3 separate regions of the Homo sapiens genome follow, and all the other regions are linked to region 1. A link is a loop called in an ENCODE intact Hi-C map of the cell type or tissue named here. Cell type or tissue: endothelial cell of umbilical vein. All regions are shown on one strand. Links, peaks and the distances in the headings refer to the core of each region. The heading gives the core; the rest is flanking DNA. Region 1 has its middle 240 kb from the start of RDUR. Region 2 has its middle 190 kb from the start of RDUR. Region 3 holds the start of RDUR (RIG-I dependent antiviral response regulator RNA).

Region 1 (8,500 bases), core at 3,846-6,345:
ATTCCCTAAGTCCTGACTCCAGCTAATGGCTTAACAGGAATACTAGATGGCTGGTGCTAATTATTCATATAACATAATCTTTCCATAGAATGTTGTTCTTGGCCTTAAGTGACTCTTTCAGACAAAGAGTAGTTGAAGCACATAAAAGAACAGAGGGCTGGTGTGTCACTGAGTTTACAGAAAAAGTAGCAAGAACTGATTTGAAGTAACTTTGCTACTTAATGTTTGTTCATCAGTATCTGCATGGTGGCAAAATTTGACATGAGATGCAAGTCCATGGAAGAATGGCTGTCACTCCCTCGATCATTTTTGCATTTACCAACCCCATTACTATTTGATCATGCTGTTAGAGCACCTTGTCATAGGTCAGTTGGCTAAATAGGTGGTAGAGTGTATCAAACTGCTAGAGTATCTGGATTCCATGGTACACGTTTAAAAGAGTAACGTGGCTGGGCACAGTGGCTCACTGCTGTGATCTCAGCAGTTTGGGAGGCCGAGGCGGGCGGATCACCAGGTCAGGAGATCAAGACCATCCTGGAGAACACTGTGAAACCCCGTCTCTACTAAAATTACAAAAAAATCAGCCGGATGTGGTGGTGGGCACCTGTAGTCCCAGCTACTCGGGAGGCTGAGGCAGGAGAATGGCATGAACCCGGGGTGCGGAGCTTGCAGTGAGTGGAGATCAAGCCACTGCACTCCAGCCTGGGCAACAGAGCAAGACTCCGTCTCAAAAAATAAATAAATAAATAAATAAAAAGAGTAACGTAATTTCTAGTAATGCTATTTACACATATAATGAATAATTACAAGTGCCAACTTCAAAATGCATGATTAGGTACATAGTTCTGCTGTAGGATTTAAGTGGTATGTGAGCAAAAAGTTTGAGCATCACTGTTCTAAGCTGCCTGCAGGTCTATCTTGGCTAAGGACACTTAAATGTCTGTTAGATGTGGCTCATCTGATGCCATTTACCGCTTCTGCTACACAGTTTACCCTCCCACTTGCCTCAGTTTACCCTCTGCAGAGCTGCTCACCTGAACTCCCCCCGGCCCTCAGGAGTGACAGCAGAGAAAACACCACCTAAAAAATGATTATGGTAATGCAAGGGCCCAGAATATAGAGACGCATGATAATGTGGGTGGGAAGAGTGCTGAGAGAAAGAGGGACCTGAATGTCCATGTAAAACCTGCACCTAGTGTGCAGGCTAGAGTGGTTGCCACAACAACCCCTCCTTAAGGGCCAATTTGCAAAGGCTGCCTTGCACCCAACCGAGCAGGACTTCTGAAATCAGACAGTAGGTGAAAGACTTAACTCTTCCAACAGGGACGATCACAGGGTGATGGAGGTATTTGAAATCTCTTGAGGTAAGTAGTGTATGATTTTGGTGCAAACTCAGGGTCTCCTTCTCCAGGCATAGAAATTGGCTATGCAAGTGGCGATTACAGCCAGAATGCTACTTCTAAAATACACAATTAGACATTTCCCTAACTTAAAGCCTTTTAGCAATTTCCTATAACTTTCAGGCTGACAGTCAAACTCCTTAACTGAGCACGCAAATGCTTCATAATGTAGCACATTCCATACTCTCTGGCTTCATCTCCCAATACTGCCAGAAAGCACTCTGCATTCACTATGGCTATCTCCAACAAGGAGCAGGCCTCCAGCTGTGTCAGGCTATTGTCCCAACTTTGGGACTATACAAAAACTAGTAGGTCTGCCTAGAGAGCCCTTCCTACTACTTCAACTGGCCTGCACCTCTTCCTCAAAGACAGAGCTCAAGTATCATTTCCCAGGCCTCACATTTCCATTGTTTATTTCTTTGTGCCCCTAAAACAACCCTAATCTGGCATTCATTATATTGTGCTGTATGTATTCATTCATTCACTTGCTAGCTCTCCTTGCAATTTCCTAGTAGGCAAGGCCTGAGGAAAGAGGAAACCAGTTAATTATATAAATGAACTAAACAATTACACAAAAGGACCTGGGAGATGGAGGAGTTGGGAAATGAAATAGAAATGAGGAAGACAGGAAGAGGTACAGAGGCAGAGGGAATCAATGGACTCTCCCCACCTGCTTTCCCATCCCAACATGCAGGCCTCCGTCCCTGCTTTGTGCTCTGTCAGAAAAATCAGCAGGGCTCAAAAACCAGCCCTGCCACTTAGCTATGTAGCCTGGCATAAATTACTAATCCTCTCTCAACCCCAGTTTCCTCCACTTTCAAATGAAGATATAATTATATTAACTTCCATCATAGAGTTGTTATAAAGATTAAATTAGCTAATGCTTATGTTGCACCAGACACAGAGCCTAGCACATAATAAACACAGGATAAGATATTAGCAAAAAAAAAAAAAAATGCATTTCTAGTTCATGTTGAAGAATAAGAGAGCACACTTTTTTATTGTTTTGTTTTTTATTTTTCTTTAAGTTCTGGGATACATGTGCAGAACATGCAGGTTTGTTACATAATACCCCCGCTCCCCTTGCCCCCAACCCCCTGAGAGGCCTCCATGTGTGATGTTCCCCTCCCTGTGTCCATGTGAGAACACACTTTTTCTCAGGCTTCATAAGGCACATGGCCTGGACTAAGGTATGGACTAGTCTGATATAAAGTTATACTCTGATCCAGAACATTTAATCTCAGTGTTGAGCACAGCAGAGCAAACCTAAATCAGTAATGTCACCACCAATTTGAGTCCATTCTTTAGCTGAAGGATGACAGCAATAACAAGCTTGGGGTTGGGGTCAGGAAGATTTTGCTATATCTGTATTAACAACATAGTTTTAGTGTCTTGACCCTTAGAAAGAAAATTAAAAAAGCATGTGAGGTTGTTCTATGAAGATCTAAGGAGGATCCAGCCCCACAACAAAAGAGGCTTCACTTAGTGGGGCCTGAGCTTCGCAAGCCTCCTGAGAATGCTAAAAAGTTCTTTTTCTTCTCACATGCATAGTAACAGAGTATTTGCCTGTTGACCCAACCACTAGATTGGATTCGGAGGTAAAATATTATCCAGTTGGATTAATTATTATATCACATTGGACTGGATGCCTCTGCCATGCATCAGTTTTCTTGGTTGGCCACTGATTAATAATCATCGTCTTAACATTCTAGACATGCTGCCTGATTAGTAGTTCCTGGCAGCAGTGGCTGATAGCAGTTACTGGAATCTCTCCTTACTGGGTGATTACATAATATCTACACCTAACTGCACAGCTGGTCACGATAAGCCACGATGTTTGTCCTGAAGATAGTGTCATTTTCACCAGACTGATCTCCTTATTATTTGCTCAGCTCGCTTCACTTTTGCCACCTTTGTGCCTTGCTCTCTCTTTCCTCCCCCCACAATGGCTTTTCTTCCTCTCTAATTGTTCAAATTCTACAAGTCTTTTAAGGCCCAAGTCAAATGCGCCTTTTGACCATCATGAACTCAAGTAAAAAACAGCTTGTTTCCAAATTCCCACTGCACTTTATTTTCTATGCAGTGATTTTTGTTTTATATCCTCTTTCTTTACTAGTGCAATGCCTCACACACAGTAAGCACTAAATGACAGTTTATTGAAGGCATGAACTAGTGACCTACTACAACTAAGGCTGCAATAGATTACTTGAAAATATAAATAAATAGGTTATATTTATGAAAAGAAAACACTTTACTCCCTATGAGGAAATCCTGCTTTGTAACCAATAGCTAAGTCCACTTCCTGCTGTGTGCCTCCTGAAGGGCTTGGGAAGCAGACTCTAGGTGGAATGCATTCTAGAATTTCATCTCTGGCTTGTCACCAAAATAACTTGGCCTTGCTTTCAATCCATGGATATTGAAACTATGCCCTAAAGTAGTAGCAGCAGAGTTCAGAGTTAGGGAAATTTGGAAGTGATGTGATGACTTTAAGTTGATGCTTTGGATTGAAGGCAAAAATGCCCTCCACTTCGTGGATCTACTTATTCCTAGAAACGAGAGTCTTTGAGGGGCTAGAAGTGATCAAGAGATGGGTCAGGGTAAAAGTTGGGGGAAAATAGAGGAGATTTATATAGACTCAAAATTCAGGAATTATTTTCAATGGTCAGATTGAGCAATGGCATGCTTGTTATGAAATAGAAAAGGCTCACCAGTTAGAGATGCATGCTGCAAAATGACATGATTTCTGGGATTTGCTTGAAATACTCAAGAGAAAAAAAAGGAGGAATGAAGAGAGAGAGCAAGATCCGCAAAATGTTGTTAGCTCTTTAACAGATTGATTAGTGTATGAAAGCTCATCATACTAGTCTCTCTACTTCTGTGTATTATGACATTTCTACGCTAAAAAGATTTAAAAGAAATACTCTTTTAAGACAGTAGTTACCCTCTTCTAGCTGATATCCACACAAGAGTTTTGTCTGAAATGACAAAGAAGGGGGAAAGGGAATTTTTATTATGTTGATCACCAGGTTTTGCCATCTGATTTAATCCAGACAACTCCAAATCATTGTTGTGTTATGTGCTCTGTTAAGAAAGTTAAAAATCCATGTGTGCACCATGACCTGGAAAAGATATCCATTGTCTTAATTTCAAACACACTAATAGTTATTTACATTGTGTCCTCAGTCAAGATTTCAGTCTGACTCTGGTAGACCAGTTCTTTGGTGTTTGTTTGTGGAGTGGGTAGAGGGAAGAGAGATCATAAGTAGCCTACAGGTTAATAAAATTCCTGGCAGCATACCTGGTAATAATCTGGGTAAACATGTAGTCATTCAGCATATCTCCCCTAATTTAAATTTAGCTGTGAACCATTAATCAAATAAAGTATCTTTCACAGAAGTTAATTAATAACTGTGTGCTTTTCTTTACTTTTTTTTTTTTCACCGTCAAGCAAAGGTCAAAGAAATTCAGACCTTTTCCTGTTGTCTTAGAGGAAAATAGCCCAAATTTCTATTCACAGAGTAATGTAAGACACCAAACGGATCTGTGCTGTTAAATGTAGCTTGTTGCTGTTTGCAAGTACCACCAAGGACTGGAATCCTCAGATAGCTGAGGAACATTTTTTCTTCATTGCTATTTTTTTCCCTGGGATGAGCGTATGTTTTTAGAAAAAACTACATTTTTTGGTCCCAACGTCACTGAGTATCAGATGGTAGAAGACGATAGAAGAGACAGGAAGTAATTTAATTGACTCGCCTAACAGAACTGGCTTGGCAGCGTATTACAGGAAAAGGAACACTCTAGTTAAGATTAAAAAATAAAAATAAAAAACCTTAGCGAGCCCCTTTATCAGCTGCTACTTGCATAGAAAGAATTTTACGGGGTTTGTGGGCCTAATAATACTTTAGCAGATCTAGGCTTTGGGAAGTGGAATTGACTAAGCTAAGCTTAAAGAAGCCGGCAGAGACATTGAAACTGGCAGGTGCCTATATTTTTACATTCCTCTGTCATTAGAGTATTATGTTCATTCGAATTTCTTCGGAAAAATCATCTAATTCAGCATTTCTTAAATATGTTTACAGAACTGAAATATTATTAATCATTATGAGAAAAAGTGCTTCATGGTCAAATGAAGCTAGGGAAATTCTGGGTCAAATCAAGTTCAAGTGTTTCTTTACTTTGAGACTCTCCAGTACCTTTATTATGTTAGTAGGTATTATGACTCTTCAAGAAGAGAAATGCTGTAAGACCAGAGGAGTTTTCAGAAATCATCTTGCAAGACTAGTTTTCCAAAAATATATTGATGACTATGATATGAAAATAAACTCAGATACACATACATGCACACACACACACACACACACACACGCACAGAGTAAACATGAACAAACTGGAAGATATTTGTGGACCATTTTCTTTACTGGTGTGAATAAGTCTAAAGGCAGCTACAATTTTTTGCCTACTGACCAGGGAATCTTTCTCTTTCATTTAAAGAAATAAGAAAGACCTATTTTTCCAGCACGCCTTCAGACTAGAATCTGGGCAGCTGCTTCCTTCCTGCTCTAATGCTAGCAAATCCAGGAACCAAGAAGCTGATAAAGAAGGAGATGCCTTCCTTTCTGCTTTTAGGTAATGAACATTTATTACTGTGGCAAAGAAGCAGGCTCCTCATAAGCTCCAGCGAACTTACTAAGACCTGGCCCTGACTTTCTGTAAACCTTGAAAGAAATCAGTAGATAAATTACTTTCATTCTTTCCTTTTCTCATTAGAATAAAGTGAGTATCCTTTAGCCATCTCAAAAGCCATGGCTATGTATTCAAAAATAATTTAGTACATTTATACGGTAAATGACAATAATCATAAACTGCCAAACGGACATTTGATGCTATGATTGTGATGTTTTAGCTGTCTTGACATAAAAATTAAAACAATTCCACTCCAATAATCACAACTCAATTTTGATAATAATAATTAAGACTATGACTAGAGCTGACCCCTGAACTGAGTGACATGTTTATTCAAGCATTACATTTAGTCACAACTCCAGTTTCCTTTTCCATTTATTATTTGTCAGAAAGGAAAATTACTGCATGTTAGCCTGAATTGTTCATATCCTTGGGACACTATACCAAGAGCTCATTTCCTCTCCATAGTATTGAAAAAGAAATGCAAATTGTCAGTACAAAGAGTAAAAATACCCTGACACATAAGCCAACAATTTGCCTTGTTGTAATTTATAATAGGAACAAGAAGGAGCATGATACAGAGAAGAATAATTAAATATCTATAAATACGTTAAAGTTTTGGAGTGGGTTTTGTTTGCTTGCTTTTTATATTTTTATTAAATATGCACACTCGTAGAATAATACATGCCTACCATTACCTCTTGATTTGATTGTATTTTATTTTGATTGTATCCACTGATTCCATATAAGAAAAATGCTCATAAATGATCTTTTTAATATTTTAAGTAAATACATTTTTATTTTCTTTCAGGAAAAGGAAATAAGACATTAACTCCATTGGAGTGACCCCACTATTTTGGTGATCCCAACCCTTCATGCCAAGCATCCTGTCTCCAGATATTCTCAAAGGTTCCACCATGCAGAATACTAGAGCAGTCAGTGCTAGGTTCTATGGGGAGAAGCAACTCAACTTTTCTCAGCTGTGGTTCTAGATTGGAGATAAAGGAGAAGAAAGCAGAGAAAAGGGTGATTAGTAACTAAGAGGTGTGACAAAAAGGAAATCCAGAGGACTCCTCAAAAGAAGCTGGAACATTTATTTTTTATAATTTTAAGTGTATATGGTTATATATAAATTAGAACTGGATAAAGGGATACAGTATGCTAGGTATTCAACACAAGGAACTGACACAGAAGATAGAATTTTTTTTATTTTTATTTTTTTGAGACAGAGTCTCTCTCTGTCGCCAAGCTGGAGTGCAGTGGCACGATCTTGGCTCACTGCAACCTCTGCCTCCCAGGTTCAAGCGATTCTCCTGCCTCAGCCTCCCGAGTAGCTGGGACTACAGTTGCATGCCACCACATCCAGCTAATTTTTGTATTTTTAGTAGAGATGGGGTTTTACCATGTTGGCCGGGATTGTCTCGATCTCTTGACCTCGTGATCTGCCAGCCTTGGCCTCCCAAAGTGCTGGGATTACAGGCGTGAGCCACCACACCCGGCCGATAGAAAGAAATTATTTAGGCAGATAGTGAGGGTAAAGGAGTCCTGGGCAAGGCTTCCCTTTTAACAAAAAGCAGCCCCAAAATCATTTCTTTTCTAACAAAGAGCAGCCTGAAAAATTGAGCTGCAGACATAGATAAGCAAGCTGAAAGCTGGCATGGGTAAATGCTGGCAGCCATGCCAATAGAAAAGGGCTAACTGGAAGCCACGTATGTTCAACATGGAGGTGCCATCTTCCATTTTCTCTGTCACCACATGTACAGTAAAGAACCAGGCAACATGGCACCCGCCAGGTAAAGAACCCATCAGCATGATAAAAGGTTAGGGTGGGGCGGCCAGTTTTATCACATGCTTTACAAATGGCACACCTTGTACTAACCAGTGTTTTGCACCTTATGCAAATAGCACACCTGGTCTGGCCAATTTTTTTATGCCCTATGTAAAACAGACACCGCCTCCTCAAGCTCATCTATAAAACCCATTGCATTCCACCACAGAACTGGCAACCCATTTCTCTGGGACCCCTCTCTCTGCAGCAGAGAGAGCTATTCTTTCTTTCGCCTGTTAATCTTCCACTCTTAACCTCACTTCGTGTGCCTGCGTCTTTGATTTCCTTGGCGTGAGGCAATAAACCTCAGGTATTTACCCCAGACAATGACAGCACTTCAGTAAAAGGGCAATAGGAACAACTGGCTATGCCCCTATGAGCAGAGCTTTATGTTTATGTTCCTGAGATTCTTACATGAGGATTTTGTCGTCCTGTGAATAAAAAAAAGAGGGGGGGGGGTCGTTGTTTGGTTGTTCGTTTGGTGTTTTTTTTTCTTTTTAATTTATTTTTTTATTTATATTTTTATTTTTATTTTTTTAATTTTTTTTTTTTTTTTTTTGCTATTTGCAAAGAGAAAAACTCTAAACTC
Region 2 (8,500 bases), core at 3,512-6,011, 50 kb after region 1:
TAGTTATACAGCAATAAACAAGCCCTTTTCCTTCAAGAAGCTTACATTCTAATGGGGAAAATGAGGGAGGAGAAGGAAAAAGAAGGAACAACCAGTAGCTGCTGACCAGAGGTCCCAAGGTAGACCACCACAAAGTGCTTTTCAGTCCAGCATCCTACTATCCTCCATCCTCCCTATCTCGTAAAGCCTATGTAATTGGTGGAAGGCTCTAACTGGGTTTTCGAGACAAAAGGCTATTTTCCAGCAGCAGCCCAGAATTCGGATTACCATTTAGGAGCACTTCTATGGAACGTCAATATTAATTTCTGAGCTTGCAGGGTTGTCTTTCTACTCATCTCCATTTCCCAGGTTCCTATGAGTAGCAGTGAACATAGCGGAAATTGTACGAGCTTTAGAGCCACACCCACTGAGGAAGTTGGAAATTAGGTGACCCTGAATACGTTACTTAGTCTAAGTTTAGTCATATGTAAAATGTGGAAAATACCTAACTCATTATCTGATTATAAAATGAAATGATGTACAGAAGGTCTCTACTAGAGTGTCTGGCACATGGCAAGTGCTTTTGACATATACCTATTATTATTATTATTATTATTATAGGAGTTGTCATTTCCTCCTTAACAACTTGCCAAATTCCTTGCCAAACAATACCAAGAGATGAATGTATGGCTGTGCTAGCCCCAGGGAAGTGAGGAGTTATGAAAACCACCCTGCAGGGGCCTTCAGAATCCATGTGGCTGGGTGTACTCAGTTATACCCACAGAAGTCTTATATAAATTTTATTGACTGCCCAATGTTATAAAATATTGCAAACTCCTTCCCAAATTGACTGAGAAGTTAGCCCTGGAAGTTTAGTTGTTAAGCCCTCCCCTATGGACACCGAATTTGTTAAAATATTATATGCCTCCTCAAAGTGGCATAAGATTCTTGGAAGCTATGGTTGTTCTTTAAGGAGACAGAACCAATAGGAGATAGATTAGATGATAGATAGATAGATAGATAGATAGATAGATAGATAGATAGATAGATAGATAATTAGATATAGAGATATATGAGAGGAGCTTTATTAGAGGAATTGGCTCACCCAGTATGGAGGCTGAGAAGTCCCACTATAGACTGTCTGCAAGCTGGAAAACCAGACAAGTTGGTTGTATAGCTCACCCCAAGTTGGAAGGTCTAAGAACCAAGGAAACTGATGATACCTGAGGCCAAAGGCCCAAGAGCCCCCAGAAGGCCACTGGTGCCAGTCCCAGGGTCCAAAGGCCAAAGAACCTGGTGTTCTGATGTCCAAGGGCAGGAGGAGAAGAGTGTTCCACTCTAGTGGGGAAAAAAAGAAAGGAAGCAGCATGACCTGAATATTCCTCTGTTTCTGCCTGCTTTGTCCTAGTCAGGCCCCCAGCTGATTGGATGGTACTTGCCCACACTGAGGGAAGGTCTTCCCCACTCAGTCTGCTGACTTATGTGCCAATCTCCTCCAAAAACACCTGCACAGACATATCCAGAAACAATACTTCAACAGCCATGTAGGCATCCTTCAATCCAGTCAAGTTGATACTTCAAATTAACCATCACAGCTGGGGTTAACCTAAAAGTGCCAAAACCAGTTGCCCACTAAAGACTCCTCTGATGATCAGCCAGAACCCAAGGTTTGCCATGGACGAACAGCTCCTCATACTGCATAGGTCGTCTGGCGTGGAGTGGGGTGGAGGAATTAATCTCGTATTGGCTACACAGCTAGATGTGTAGATGTGGAAAGTGAACAAAAAGACAAGAAGGATAAAGCAAAGTTTACCAAGGCGTTGGTATTTGAGGGTATCCAGGACCTAGGAGGCTTCCCCAGATGCCTCTGTCACTACCCCCAATACCAAAGTTTTCTTATATGCTTGTAGGGAAACATAGAGGAGAGCAAGTTACCTTCTAAACACACACCAAAAGACAGAGGGGGGGATTTTAGTTCTGTTGAGGATAAAATGGAGGACAAAGATGTAAGGAGGAGGCGAAAAGGCAGGTAGGTGAAAGCTACTTGAATGAAAGGGTCGCAGAGGGTGTTCACAGTGAGATGCTTTTGAGAAAGCTCAGGCTTCCAGGGAGGCAGGAAGAATTGCCAGGTGAGGCTACTCAGTGACAGGGAGGTGAAGAGACAATAGCCATTTTCCATTTTTATACTAAAAGTGCAAATTGCGTGAATCACAGCAAAGCCATCACTCATGCCTTTGTAAAACATACAGATGAGAATGTGGTCCAGAAATGTAAATCCCTGTGCACAGAAGCGAAAGATTTGGGGATGAAGGTAGTTCTGCTCTTCCCTGAGACAAAGCCTCTTTGCCCAGTGAGCCTCATGTACATAAGTTTTTACCACCAGGTTAAGGAAGATAAGCAGAACAGACTGTTCATTATGACTTGTCAGAGGAAAGCAAGAAAACTGTAATGTCTGGAGTGTTACTTAAGTTTGTTACTCAAGAGTGTTACACCCTGGCTTGAGTAGGTGCAAGTCAGAAAAGCAGCCTTTTTTTTCTACTCTGGGCTTGATGGAGTTCACAGCAGCTGTGGGAGTGTAGATAGAGGGAAGGCTATGATTTGTGGAACTGGTGGTGTCTCATGGGATGGTACTGGGAGTTCTGGAATGGGCCTGCTGTGGGATTCAGACATGCCTTATTGTTTAGGAAACTGAAGAATAGGTTGCATAGAAGCCCATTTCTTGTGTGCCTGAGCAGCCTCTAAGGAGAAAACTCAGGTCTGAGAAGGAGCCATGCATACTGAGTTTGGCTAATAACAAAAGATTAAGTTTTAGTGGGAGATGGACAGGGAAGTATGAGCCCAAAATGGGGGCTGTTACTCTGATATATCTCCAGTTGTACTCATAATTGGGTCCTAGAGAGAAGAGAAAGGCTGTAAGTAAAAATCTGAAAAGGAGGCTTAAAACTCAGCAAGACCTTAGTACAGCTTTGAGGTCTTGCTCCCAGAGTGTAGCACAGCAGAAAAATGGAGTCCTCCTTTTTGCTACAACCCACCCCACAGCAGGGCTTTACAAGGTTTCCAGGATCCATCAGTGCCTAAGGACATAGAAGGATCGAGCAGTGGTGCCCCACAATAGTTAAGTGGTTTGTGATGGCATGTGAGACCATCTCTGTTGGCAAAAATTCTTCAGGGGCACATTACAAGAAATTGAGGTTCTGTGAAAACAGGAGAGGCCAGAGTCAGTGTAACTGGTGTTGTTCACACTGTAATGAGACAATATCATGTTGTTGTTGATCATGTGAACTTGATAATTAAACCTGGATTCAAATTCAGGTTCCACACTAACTGGTTATGTGACCTTGTGCAAATGATTTACTAACATCTCCGGATCTGTTTTCTCATCTGCAAAATAGGGATAATCACGAGACCTAATTTAGAGCTGTTGTGAGGATTAAATAAGTAAAGAGCTTGAAAGAGTTCCTGGCATATAAGAAATGCTCAACAAGTGTTCGATATTTGTTATTGTTTGTTTTGCTTTGTTTCGTTTACTAATATGGGTACCTATGTGTACCTACTGACAGGTGATACCTAAGAAAATATGTGAAAGAAATAATTTCTTCATCGACAACAAAAGAACTTTTTACCACCAACAATAAGACTTGAGGGACTTCTACTGGGCTCATTGATTTATTTTTCTTTTAACTTTTTAGTTTTAGAGGTACATGTGCAGGTTTGTTATATAGGTAAACTTACGTCACACGGGTTTGTTGTACAGATTATTTTATGACACAATAGTCATTTTTTTTCTGCTCCTCTCCCTCCTCCCACCCTTTACCCTCAAGGAGACCTCAACGCCTATTGTTCTCTTCTTTGTGTCCCTGAGTTCTTATCATTCAGCTCCCACTTATAAGTGAGAACATTTGGTTTTCTGTTCCTGCATTGGTTTGCTAAGGACGATAGACTCCAGCTCCATCCATGTTCCTGCAACAGACATGATCTCATTCTTTTTTTATGGCTGAATAGTATTTCATGGTGTACATGTACCACATTTTATTTATCCAGTCTGTCACTGATGGACATTTAGATTGATTCCATGTCTCTGCTATTGTGAATAGTGCTGCAGTGAACATTTGCATGCATGTGTCTTTACGGTAGAATAATTTATATTCCTCTGGGTATATACCCAGAAATGGGATTGCTGGGTGAAATGGTAGTTCTGTTTTTAGCTCTCTGAAGAATCAATATGCTGCTTGCCGCCATGGTTGAGCTCCCACCAATGAATCTCCTATTTTCTCTCATAATCTTTCACTTGGATTACTATAATGCCCACCTGAGTGCACCTGGCTTCAATTCCACCCTCCATGTTACTCTTGGTATAAATTACAACCACAGTTATCTAGAGCCCTAGTTTTCTCAAGGAACAGGTGAATTTCCTTTTCATCTTATAGCAGAAAGTGGAGGGGCTACTCATTGATTTACAAATTTAAAAGTCCTGACTTGCTCAGTGTGACCCTGGAAAAAAGCACAAACAGCTCATATCTCTTAACACCCTACACTTGATCTTCCCAAGTTCAGTGTTTTTCATGTCCCTGCATCTCTCTGGATAACCTTATGAAACCCAACAAGGAACCAACTCAAGATGAGTAATGGTGTAGTGACTCAGAAAAGAACAAGATGTCTCTGAGTGAAAGAAAACAGTGTGCTCCAACAGCAGGAAACCAGGAGCAGTAATCAACAGGAGAGCCAAAACGCAGTCTTGAAGCAGCACAGCTGCCAACTGCTAAAAATTTCCTCAGGTTGCAAACGAATTAAAATAGTAACTGTGCTCTGGGTAAACTCCAGTGTCTAAAATATGTTGTCTTCCCCAGTCTCCTTAAGTAAGGTTACCTTTTGAGGCATGCTCTTTAAACATCTCTTTGGAACAGGAAGTTCCCAAGCTTCTATTTTGCTGTATGAAGCAAAATAGAATCTACCCACTGAGGAAGGATCTGTCAATTCACTTTTTATTTTTAGCTCTTGGGATGTAGTTGTGGTATATACTGCTAGCTTCCAAACCAATATCCTTCTTTTCTTTTTATTTTATTAACAGAGTCCACATTTCAGAGGGCACAGTAATGTTTACAGATAAAACTTATGTTACCCAGGTTTCCTTACATATAGCAGTAGCCACATGACATAGAGTTCCGGTTCAGAAAATATGAGCAGAAGTCATTGAGTAGGGCTTCTGGAAAAATTCTTAAAAGACTCAGCTAGCACACACCTTTTTTTTCTCCTTTTTCCTTTATCCTGTCTGAGATACAGGTAGAAGGGCTAGAAATGTAGCTGTAGCCATCATCTTGCAAACATAAAGGCAAGAGAATCATAAAGACCTTGGCCCAAAGAGCATCAAGCTGCTGAACTAATGCCAGCAAAGACTTACCTCTAGACTTCTTGTTATAATAGAAAATAAATCAAAATTTGATTAATTACTAATATTTGTGTCTGCTATAACATGTACCTGATTTTATTTTATTTTATTTTTTTATTATTATTATACTTTAAGTTTTAGGGTACATGTGCACAATGTGCAGGTTAGTTACATATGTATACATGTGCCATGCTGGTATGCTGCACCCATTAACTCGTCATTTAGCACTAGGTATATCTCCGAATGCTATCCCTCCCCACTCCCCCCACCCCACAACAGTCCCCAGAGTGTGATGTTCCCCTTCCTGTATCCATATGTTCTCATTGTTCAATTCCCATCTATGAGTGAGAGTATGCGGTGTTTGGTTTTTTGTCCTTGCGATAGTTTACTGAGAATGATGATTTCTAATTTCATCCATGTCCCTACAAAGGACATGAACTCATCATTTTTTATGGCTGCATAGTATTCCATGGTGTATAGGTGCCACATTTTCTTAATCCAGTCTATCATTGTTGGACATTTGGGTTGGTTCCAAGTCTTTGCTATTGTGAATATTGCTGCAATAAACATACATGTGCATGTGTCTTTATAGCAGCATGATTTATAGTCCTTTGGGTATACACTCAGTAATGGGATGGCTGGGTCAAATGGTATTTCTAGTTCTAGATCCCTGAGGAATCGCCACACTGACTTCCACAATGGTTGAACTAGTTTACAGTCCCACCAACAATGTAAAAGTGTTCCTATTTCTCCACATCCTCTCCAGCACCTGTTGTTTCCTGACTTTTTAATGATTGCCATTCTAACTGGTGTGAGATGGTATCTCATTGTGGTTTTGATTTACATTTCTCTGATGGCCAGTGATGGTTAGCATTTTTTTCATGTGTTTTTTGGCTGCATAAATGTCTTCTTTTGAGAAGTGTCTGTTCTTGTCCTTTGCCCACTTTTTGATGGGGTTGTTTGTTTTTTTCTTGTAAATTTGTTTGAGTTCATTGTAGATTCTGGATATTAGCCCTTTGTCAGATGAGTAGGCTGCGAAAATTTTCTCCCATTTTGTAGGTTACCTGTTCACTCTGATGGTAGTTTCTTTTGCTGTGCAAAAGTTTAGTTTAATTAGATCCCATTTGTCAATTTTGGCTTTTGTTGCCATTGCTTTTGGTGTTTTAGACATGAAGTCCTTTCCTATGCCTATGTCCTGAATGGTAATGCCTAGGTTTTCTTCTAGGGTTTTTATGGTTTTAGGTCTAACGTTTAAGTCTTTAATCCATCTTGAATTAATTTTTGTATAAGATGTAAGAAAGGGATCCAGTTTCAGCTTTCTACATATGGCTAGCCAGTTTTCCCAGCACCATTTATCAAATAGGGAATCCTTTCTCCATTGCTTGTTTTTCTCAGGTTTGTCAAAGATCAGATAGTTGTAGATATGCGGTGTTATTTCTGAGGGCTCTGTTCTGTTCCATTGATCTATATCTCTGTTTTGGTAACAGTACCATGCTGTTTTGGTTATTGTAGCCTTGTAGTAGAGTTTGAAGTCAGGTAGCGTGATGCCTCCAGCTTTGTTCTTTTGGCTTAGGATTGACTTGGCGGTGCAGGCTCTTTTTTTGTTCCATATGAACTTTAAAGTAGTTTTTTCCAATTCTGTGAAGAAAGTCATTGGTAGCTTGATGGGGATGGCATTGAATCTATAAATTACCTTGGGAAGTATGGCCATTTTCACGATATTGATTCTTCCTACCCATGAGCATGGAATGTTCTTCCATTTGTTTGTATCCTCTTTTATTTCATTGAGCAGTGGTTTGTAGTTCTCCTTGAAGAGGTCCTTCACATCCCTTGTAAGTTGGATTCCTAGGTATTTTGTTCTCTTTGAAGCGATTGTGCATGGGAGTTCACTCATGATTTGGCTCTCTGTTTGTCTGTTATTGGTGTATAAGAATGTTTGTGATTTTTGTACATTGATTTTGTATCCTGAGACTTTGCTGAAGTTGCTTATCAGCTTAAGGAGATTTTGGACTGAGACAATGGGGTTTTCTAGATATACAATCATGTCATCTACAAACAGGGAGAATTTGACTTCCTCTTTTCCTAATTGAATACCCTTTATTTCCTTCTCCTACCTAATTGCCCTGGCCAGAACTTCCAACACTTTGTTGAATAGGAGTGGTGAGAGAGGGCATCCCTGTCTTGTGCCAGTTTTCAAAGGGAATGCTTCCAGTTTTTGCCCATTCAGTATGATATTGGCTGTGGGTTTGTCATAGGTAGCTCTTATTATTTTGAGATACATTCCATCAATACCTAATTTATTGAGAGTTTTTAGCCTGAAGGGTTGTTGATTTTGTCAAAGGCCTTTTCTGCATCTATTGAGATAATCATGTGGTTTTTTGTACCTGATTTTAAAAGGGACTGATAAAGTAGCTTAAATGGGAAATAACAGAAGTAACTAATATACTATCCATGATCTATGATGTATCCTTTCTTTTGTGCATGTGATGTGTGTGTATGCATGCACATCCATAGGTATAATACGTTAACACTCAGATGATGTTATGTACTGAATGTTTGTGTCCCTCCAAAATGTGTATGTTGAAGCACTAACTGCCCCCACCCCCACCATGTGATGGTGTTTAGAGATGTCTTTGGAAGATAATTAGGGTAAGATGAGGTCATGAGGTTTCAGCCCTCATGATGGGACTAGTGCTTTTATAAGAAGAGATATCAGAAAGCTCTCTCTGTCTCTCCATGCATGCACATGTGTGAAGAAGAGGTCATGTCAGCATACAGCAAGATGGCAGCCACCTAGAAACCAAGAGAAGAGGCCTCAAGATAAAACCTACCTTGCCAACACCTGGACTTCCCATCCATTGGTCTATGAGAAATATATTTTTGTTGTTTAAACCACCAGTCTGTGTATTTTGTTGTGGCAGTCCTAGCTGACTAAGACAGATTATTTCTGACTCCCAAAGAGGATCAGTTAGTATTTCTGTGGCCCCATCTCTACATAGCAACAATATCAACTTTAGCATAATTAACTTGTCCTTCTGAGTCATTTTTATGCCAATATATAGATATCAGTAGGACCAACAGTGTCAAAAAACACATTATACTTCAAAATGTTTTTATTGATTATATTCAACACCT
Region 3 (8,500 bases), core at 3,074-5,573, 240 kb after region 1:
TGTTATATGGCTAAAGCCTGCTCCCCTGATCTTGACCATGCTTTTTAAAGATGTATATAAGGGTTACAGAAATAATCCAGTAAGAAAGTACAGGTCATCCTACAGAAACTCATTCACCACAGCCAGAAAATCACCTCAAAGTACATATGCTGCTAATGGAAGGACATACTAAAGGATAAGATCACAAAATAGTAGGCTTAGGAGGGATCTTTGAGATCATCTAGTAGGAGACTTCAGTTTACACATAAAAAAAAGCTTAGAATTTCAGAAATTATATAATCTGTCCAAGGTAAGTGGGTGGCAGAGCTTGAAATAAAACTTGATTATTCTGAGCAACATATTCAACTGTAAAATTAATATAACATTCCTTGGCCTACTCATCTCATAGGGTGGTTGTGAAGTTTAAAATGAAGTGATATCCATGAATATAATATTTTAAAGCCATCTAAACATTGCAATTAAACATAAGCCAGTATTATTTAGGAAGCAGTATGGTATATTGTAAAGAAAACCTGAATTTAAGTCCTAGTTTAACCACGTATAGGATGACTTGGCCAAGTCACAAAATATCTCTGAGCCTGAGTGTCTTTATCTTCAAAAAAGAGAAAATAATGTACTATTTCACCAACCTTACGTGGTTGTAAAGATCAATGAGGCACATAATACATGGTAAAAGTCATAATAAGCTGAAAAGTGCTATGGCAATGAAACCCAAACATAACTAATGCTTCATGTGGCTCAATTACACAGAGTGTTATTAAAGAAAAAGAAAAAAAAAAGCAGTCCAGAAAAAAAAAAAAAAAACATGCATGCTGACACACATTGTTATTGTCTGGTGTTTGATTTTTTTCTGTTTTAGCCATCCTAATGGATGAGAGTGTTATAGTGGTTTTGATTTGCATTTCCTTAATGTCTAACAATGTTAAGTGTCTTTTCATGTCCTGAGTCACCATTCGTAACTCTTTGGAGAAACGTCTATGCAATTTATCTCCCAATTTTAAATTGAATTATTTGTCTTTTATTGTTAATTGTAAAAGTTCTTTATATATTCTGAATACAAATTCCTTATTAGAGATATGCTTTCTAAATATTTTCTCTCATTCCATTTGTTGTCTTTTTACATTCTTGATGTTATTTGAAGCACAAAACTTTAAATTTTGATGACATCCCACTTACCTTTTTTTCTTCTGTAGAAGAAAAAATTTTGTGCTCATTCAAATATATATGCCCAATACAGAGAAGTTTAAAGTTAGTCCAGGAACAAGAGGCTACCTGCCCTAAAGCTGTCCTAGCCAAACTGAATCTTGACTGGACATAAAGTACAGATCAGAACCCTGCCCTACAGGAATTCATTGATTTCTATGCTTTTCCACCATCCCACCCCTCCACTCCCACCAAACTCCATCCCTAGTTTTTGTCAAAGTTTCTTTTGGAAGATTCCAGTATTATCTCAACTGAACTAAAAGTAAGCAAGGCTCCAACTCTGCCAAGGTAGGTTGGAAAATCAGTATGCAGTATGCTGTCAATAATCAGATGTCTTTGTGGTATACCTTCAATTAAAAAGCTCAGAAAGTCCAGTATAGAAAGTATGGACCCAGAATGGGCAGAACTGGAGAGACTCATGACTATTCTTCACCTCTTGGATAAACACCAAAATGGCAACAAGAAGTGAGAGCTAAAAGTTCCAAGTCAGAAAAGCACAAAAAGTAGATACAAGAACCCAAAAAGACATAGTAGTCAGTGCATATTTTGCAAAGGAGCAGATTTTTCTGCATGTCTCAGAGGGTATTAAAGGAGTGTTATCCACCAATATTTCTTTTCTAAAGTAGCTGCAGGTTAGCATCATATCCAGCTACAGTGAGATTAGGGACATCTTAGCATTCTGACTACCATAAAATGTAACTAGACTAAACTAGAAGGTTTTAGTTCCAATTCCCTAATTATAGAAGAGTATCTGATTGATCCAGGCCAATCAAGTTATCACCTCTGCTCCAATCACAGTGGACCACATCATATAGTATAAACATGACTCTTACAGTAAGAAAACCTGAAAACATATCTACGAGAATAGGTTATGGTAATATCACTACCTGGCAGGAAGAGTGCTAGTCTATCAGGTTACATAATCTCTGGGCAATTCCACAGAGACTTTACAGTTGGGTTTCTTTTAATGAGTCTGTCTCATCTGTCTCATTAAGATCAATGGTGTAGTTATTAATAAAAACATGGCCATGGCCACACCTGTAGTCCCTGCTACTCAGGAGAAAGGCAGGATTGTTTAAGCCCAGGAGTTCGAGGCCAGCCTGGGCAACAGAGACAGACCACATCTAAAATAAATAAATAAATAAATAAATAAAATAAAAAAGTTGGGATTTTATCTGTTAATGTAAAAATAAAATACAATTTAAAAAAAAAACAGTGAGTTTTTTTTAAACTTTTGCATGGACACACACCCAATTCCCACAGATCAGTTAAATTATCACTGCAGTTTATGAGACCAGATACTTTTTGTTACAAATACATACTTATGCTTAATTCTCTAAACACAGTGAATTCTTCCATAACACAAAATAAGCCCAAATTCTGAGGTTTTTTTAATGTTGTAAAGTTATACTGCATTTAACTTTTTTATGTGAATAGTTTCAAATTACATTTTCAACTGGGAGCATGGATCAGTGGTTAAAAACAGGAAGTTTGATGAGCAAACTTGAAACCAGTGAAAATACAGAAGATAATGAGGGAAATTCAGAAAAATCTGAAATCGGCGACAGATGTGACAGTTATGGAGCAGTTCCTAAGTTTTCCCACATGAACCTGGTAGTGGAAAGCAAGATTGCAATATCCTGCCAAACATGCCAAACAAGCAGTAAATCAGCAGAAGGCAATCATAGGCTGTTCTCACATGCTGATTGAAAGTGATTTTCTTAGTATTTTGGATATTTAATAAAAGTTTTGTGACTCTCGTTAATCCTGGAATAATAATTGTATGAGACCACGATGCTAGCAGAATTATTTAAAAACCAATCATGCAAATTTTAACAAAGAGCACCAGAATTCAATGAAAAGCCCAGTTTAAGAGGCCAAAAAGAAATTTCTTGAAGTTTTCCTCAAAGATAATTTCTGAATCTTCTTAGAAAGAGAAGCCTATATACTTGTAGAAACTAAAGTGAAATAGAGAAAGGAAAGCTTTAAAGGCATCATTTCAAATAATTCATTTTTAGAGTTCAAAAAGCATCAACAACTGTTTAGGAGAATAAAGTTAACCAGATTTTTTTTATCTTGCATTTAAATTAAAACATCAATATTAATTTAACCTTTTTCTTGGTCTTTGCTTGCTAAACTTATAATGGTGTATTTGATGATAAAATGATGAGTAAACAAATTTTCCCTGAGTTATGGGTATATATTCAATCTCAGACACACAAAGCTGTTGGAGGGATGACGATCACAGCCCAAGCCCTCACAAAACCTGAATGCCAAGCAACTTAAGCAGAATTCACCAAAACCACACCATCTCAGAGATTGCCTTCTGATTTTCAAAGTGTGTCTAATGGAGCAGTAAATGCTCTATGTTATGCTTAAAAATGTGTTTTGAATACTATTCTTTTTAGACAAGTTTATAATGAAATGAAACTTTGTCAACCATATAGATGTGTGCTGTCTTAACCAGAAGAAACGACTGGTCAGGGTTAAACTGCTATTTTTCATCTTAAAGAACTTTTTTAATCGGACTTAATTTGGCTACTCAAAGGCCTTCTTGGATGATATCCAAGTTCTTACTTATGATTTAAGTTTGTGAAATAAGTGGCTTATGTAAGGGTAAGATATGACTACAAACCGTCCAAGATTTGTGTTAGTTCGACTTAACAATGGTGTGAAAGCAACATGCGTTCAGTAGAAACCATACTTCAATGATTGCATACCTATGCAATCATTCTGTTTTTCACTTTCAGTGCAGTAGTCAATAAAGTACATGTAATATTCAATACTTTATTATAAAATAGGCTTTGTGTTAGATTATTTTGCCCAACTGTAGGCTAATGTAAGTGTTCAGAGCATGAGTAAGGTAGGCCAGGCTAATCGATAATGTTCAGTCAGTTAGGTGTATTAAATGCATTTTGAACTCATGGTATTTCAAGTTTGCTATGGGTTTATCGGGACTTAACTCCTTCATAAGTTGAGGCACATCTGTATTATTAAATCCTAGTCAAGCCAAGCCAACACCATCAGTCCCAGCAACACTGAGTGACCTGCCCCAGGCATTTTCTGAGGTGCTTACCTTACTCTTATATCCCACCTTGAAAGAATCAGACTCTGAGAAGTCTTGTCACAAACCTGTGGTCCATCAATTAACAAGCTTTTATTGAGCACCATTCTGTACTCAGCACTTACATTCACGAAACCTTAAACTCCTCTGTGTACTTAGTCTGTTTTATCTCTGCTTCTGTCAGAATGAGTGCCGTTACATGAGGGATCCCAGGATCCCACCAGCTTGCCTGACATATCGGGTTTCAGGGCGCCGCTGTGATGACTTACAGCCCAGTCTTTTCAGTACATTGTCATTTCCTCTCTTTACCACATCTCATTCTTTCCAGGGCATTTCCTCTATTTTCAAATACAGGGCAGTTTGCCAACATATCTTCTGTTTTGGAATAGTAATCATTACACTATGCCGAGAATTTAAAAAGCATTAGAATGGAGACTGCTTTTAAATCCCCCTCACTCTGTCAGCATAATCCTAGGTATTGCTGCTTCTCTTGGGACACGTACTTATTTCTATTTCTTACTTTTCTGACCGAATTCCAATAATTACCTCATAACCCAAGGAAGCTGCCCTTTTTTCTTATTATTCCTCTTATCTTTTCTCTTTCTCTTCTCATAAACAGTGGTTCTGTTGTCTATAAGACTTTCACTTTCAAGCATAGGTCTGTATATCAAAGTTAAACTATTTTAATTGAACCAAAAGGTTTTCAGGGCCTGCAAGACTAGCTACTTAAAAATATAGATATATTAATTAGACACAGGCTCAAAACCTTATTGTATCATGAAGGGAGGAATGGGTAAGTGTGAACAAGTAAATAAATAACCACTAAAATGAGAACTAAGGTGAACATGAGAGGTGCAAAGTCTTTTGGGGGCCAAAGCAGAGAGAAATCCCATATGTTTAAAGAATCAGGGAAAGCATCATGGTAGAAATAGATTTCAAAGATTGAGACTGCATCGTTGTCAATCCTAGACCCAGGAGGAAAGTTAATAGAATAGAAAAGTAAGGACATGTTGAAGGAACAGTGAATGGTACCACTTGGCCAAAATAGACCTCACATGTAAGAAAGTCATGGCACATATGTCTCTAAGATAACTTGGTCCACATGTTTTCCTACTTCATTTTCTTGGAAATGATGAATAAGTGAAGTCTTCTGAGCAGAAGGGTGTCCTAATCAGAGCACACATGAGGAAGAAAAACCAACCAGCAGTGAATGCGGTGAATCCAAATGTCTGAAGCAGGAGCAAGAGCCATGTCGGGAGCCGCAACAATTGTCCAGACAAGAAGCAACACAGTCCTGAACTGAGCAGGCCACAACGGAAGGAAGAAAGGAGAAAAAAAACGTGGAATGAGCATCTGCATTTCAGGAACTGCATGAGGTCCTTGATGCATATTATTCCATTTAATGGAAAAGAAAAGTGAGTATGAGAGGCATAACCACGATTAGGGAAAAGAATGAGATCAGTATTTATTTAGGACTCCACATAAAATGTGCAGCTCTCATCCAATCCTCTCAATTGGCTAGGTAGGGAATGTTATATTCCCTGCTTTATACATAAGGATATCAAGACTCTGGTGAGCTTAACTAACTGGCTCAAGACCAAAAGGGTAGTAAGTAGCAAAACCATGATCTGAACTCAGACTTATCTGACAGCAAAATAGATGCTCTTCCCACCCTGTGTACCACAAAGCCTATAGAATCTTCCTTACTCCATAATTTAGTAGGCACAGGGTGTGAGAAGTAAGGACGAATAAAAAATTACTTGTGAGTTGTGAAAGATGATTCATTAATAGTGGTGTCATTTATAAAAACAAAATAGAGACAATCAGTTGGAGTTTGGAGTTTGATGAACATAAGTTAATGGGCTTCATTTTAGATACACTGAGTTTAAAATCCTGGCTGGTTACCTAAGTAAGAAAGTCTTAACAGCAATTGGAAATTGCTAGATTTTAGAATCATCAGGAGAAAGATTTTGAGATGAAGGGAAAAAAGATTGAAGAAATTCATGTGTAAAGCAATGTGAGTAGATAAGAAGTCACATGAGGCAAAGAATGTGGAGAAGATTTTATTTTATTTATGGAGCAGTAGAAAGAAAAAGCAGCTAGTGAAGGAGGTGGAAGAGAAGTTTCCAGAAAGATAAAAGAACCAGCAGGCTATGGTATCACAGAGGCTATAGAAGGAGAACATTCAACAAACTGAAATTTCTGCAGAGACAACAGGGAGAATGAGGACTGAGACAAGTCCATTAGATTTGTTGGATATGAAACTAAACTCTCAGTGATTTTCCAGAAGGTGGTTTCATAGAGGGGTAAAGGTAGAAACCATATTACAAGGGGTTAAGAAGTGAATGTATAAGCAGGAAGTGAAAGCAGAATTTGTATTCTTTTAGAAGAAGTGTGGTAATAAACGGAAGAAAGATAAGGCAGTAACCTGCTACAGCAGCAGGGTCAGAGGGGGGTTATTTTAGGATACAGAGGGCTGGCCATATTTGTGGCAGAGGAGGAGAGATTGGAGATTGAAGATGGAAGAAAGATAGGGCTTAAAGGATGGAGCAAAACTGAGAGGAGGTGAGCAGTAATAGAATTAAGAGCAGTGTTCTTGGCAAGGAAAAAAGCAAGTTACCTTGTGCTGAGGTAGAAAAAAGGAAAAGAGGGTAACCCTTCAAGAGATATTGAGAGAATTCACGTGGACTGTCCTCATTCTCAGTAAAACATAAAATGAATAGCCAATATCAGGAAGAGAAAAAGATTTTCTCCAAAAGACTGGAGCTCATATTCTAAAGGGAAGAAAAATGTTTATGTTGGTCACAAATAGAAATTCAGTTTTGCAACATTATCAAACTTCAACAATTTCTCAGGGCTACTCTCTATAGCATGTATTTCCTTTCCCAGAATCAAAGCTGTTGTTCTCTAAAAGTACACGTATTTCCCTTGGACTGCATGGTTATAATTTGGACAAGGAAGATAGCCCTTTTGGTTGTCAGAAATAAAGCAACTCTCTGGACTCTTAACTGTGTTCTTTTGAGAAGAAAGTTCAAGATGTTCACTTAGTAATGTTTGCCAAAGCAAGCACTGTTCTCAATGTTTTTTATCAAAGCCTATCGATTATATGATTTTAATTTGTCTACAAGTAACCAATACCATCTTTTAGCAAAACATTCTATTTCATGTGGATTAGAAACAGAAATTTTAAAATAGCCTCAGTTACTGGAGCTGTTTTCCTAGTCCTTTCCATTGTCACCTTTAATCACTAAGATTATAATTATTATATAATTATCATTATCATTCATTGATCTGATACTCCTTGTGGGATATACAGTGTACATGAATATTATTTAATCTCATAACCTTATAGTGTAAATATAATTATTGTCATTCCCACTTTGCAAATAAATAAATAAGATTAGGTCACATAACTTCTCCAGGATCTCAGAGCTAGTAATGGTAGAACCAGTACCAGTCCTAGTCTGATTTAAAAGCCTGTGCCTCTAAAGACTAAGCTGTACCACCTCACAATTCAGTTGGATATTTTGTTACATACAGTTTTTTCTTGTTCTCTAATTTCTTTGGTTACTTAAGAAGTCTCCTTTCTGTCCCCCTCCTCACCATGACAGTATAAATTCTTTGAAATCAGATACAAAGTCTAGTATCCTTGAAACAGTCTAGAATATTGTACATACTCAAAAAATGTAAATGTAAATTGAAATAAGAGTAAAATCAACCCAGAATCTTGCGCCATTTTTCATCACATCTACTTTGTTTCCACTACACTTCCTATGCTCACCACCCCTCTCATTGGTTTCAAGAGAACATGCAAGTTTGAGAATGTAACTATATCGTGAAAAATAACACCATAAAGTGGCTTCTATAAATAAGACCGTTCTTGTCAACTGTGTAAATGCAGTGAAGATGAATATAGATTTTTCTCATCAACAATTACACAGGAAGATTGGAGCTGAAAATTCCCTGATTCCTTCCCCTTAGAGATGATGTTCCCTGGTTCACTCAACAGCTGTTCATTGAGTGTCTTCTACTTGCCTCACCCAGTTCCTGCCTTCTGAGTTCTCAGACAAGTAGGGGAGACAAACAGGTGTTATACAATTACAGAAGAGCCTGGTAATGCCGGAACAGAAGTAGTAAGGATGGCTGAACGACAGCCTGACACTTTTTCATCATTAATATATGTATTTCAACCTAACTTCCCAATATGGACTCATTTCCTTTTTGCATCAACAT

The links. Hi-C counts contacts between places; a loop is a spot of excess contacts. Peaks named below come from ENCODE experiments on the same cell type or tissue, not always from the same donor. Only the 100,000 strongest peaks of a DNase experiment are listed, where the experiment ranks them.
Region 2: a loop joins it to region 1, with 3.0 times the contacts of the local background. A loop is called at or near these places in 4 of 110 quality-filtered maps.
Region 3: it touches region 1 in a loop (8-fold over the local background); 7 of 110 quality-filtered maps call a loop at or near these places.

Annotation. Positions count from the first base shown.
Region 1 is chr3:102,176,988-102,185,487 of GRCh38, reverse strand. No RefSeq gene overlaps it. Among named protein-coding and RNA genes, the nearest start is that of RDUR, 240 kb to the right of the region's middle. In endothelial cell of umbilical vein, for the core only: no CTCF peak of the experiment used is centred there; DNase peaks (open chromatin) are centred at 5,077, 5,517 and 5,827; H3K27ac peaks cover 2,442 bases.
Region 2 is chr3:102,126,566-102,135,065 of GRCh38, reverse strand. No RefSeq gene overlaps it. Among named protein-coding and RNA genes, the nearest start is that of RDUR, 190 kb to the right of the region's middle. In endothelial cell of umbilical vein, for the core only: no CTCF peak of the experiment used is centred there; a DNase peak (open chromatin) is centred at 4,625; H3K27ac peaks cover 1,356 bases.
Region 3 is chr3:101,936,805-101,945,304 of GRCh38, reverse strand. RDUR (RIG-I dependent antiviral response regulator RNA) reads right to left here and starts at 4,446. Exons shown (of 4, transcript NR_026934.1): 1 at 4,280-4,446. RefSeq lists an enhancer at 8,269-8,388. In endothelial cell of umbilical vein, for the core only: no CTCF peak of the experiment used is centred there; DNase peaks (open chromatin) are centred at 3,844 and 4,604; H3K27ac peaks cover 1,588 bases.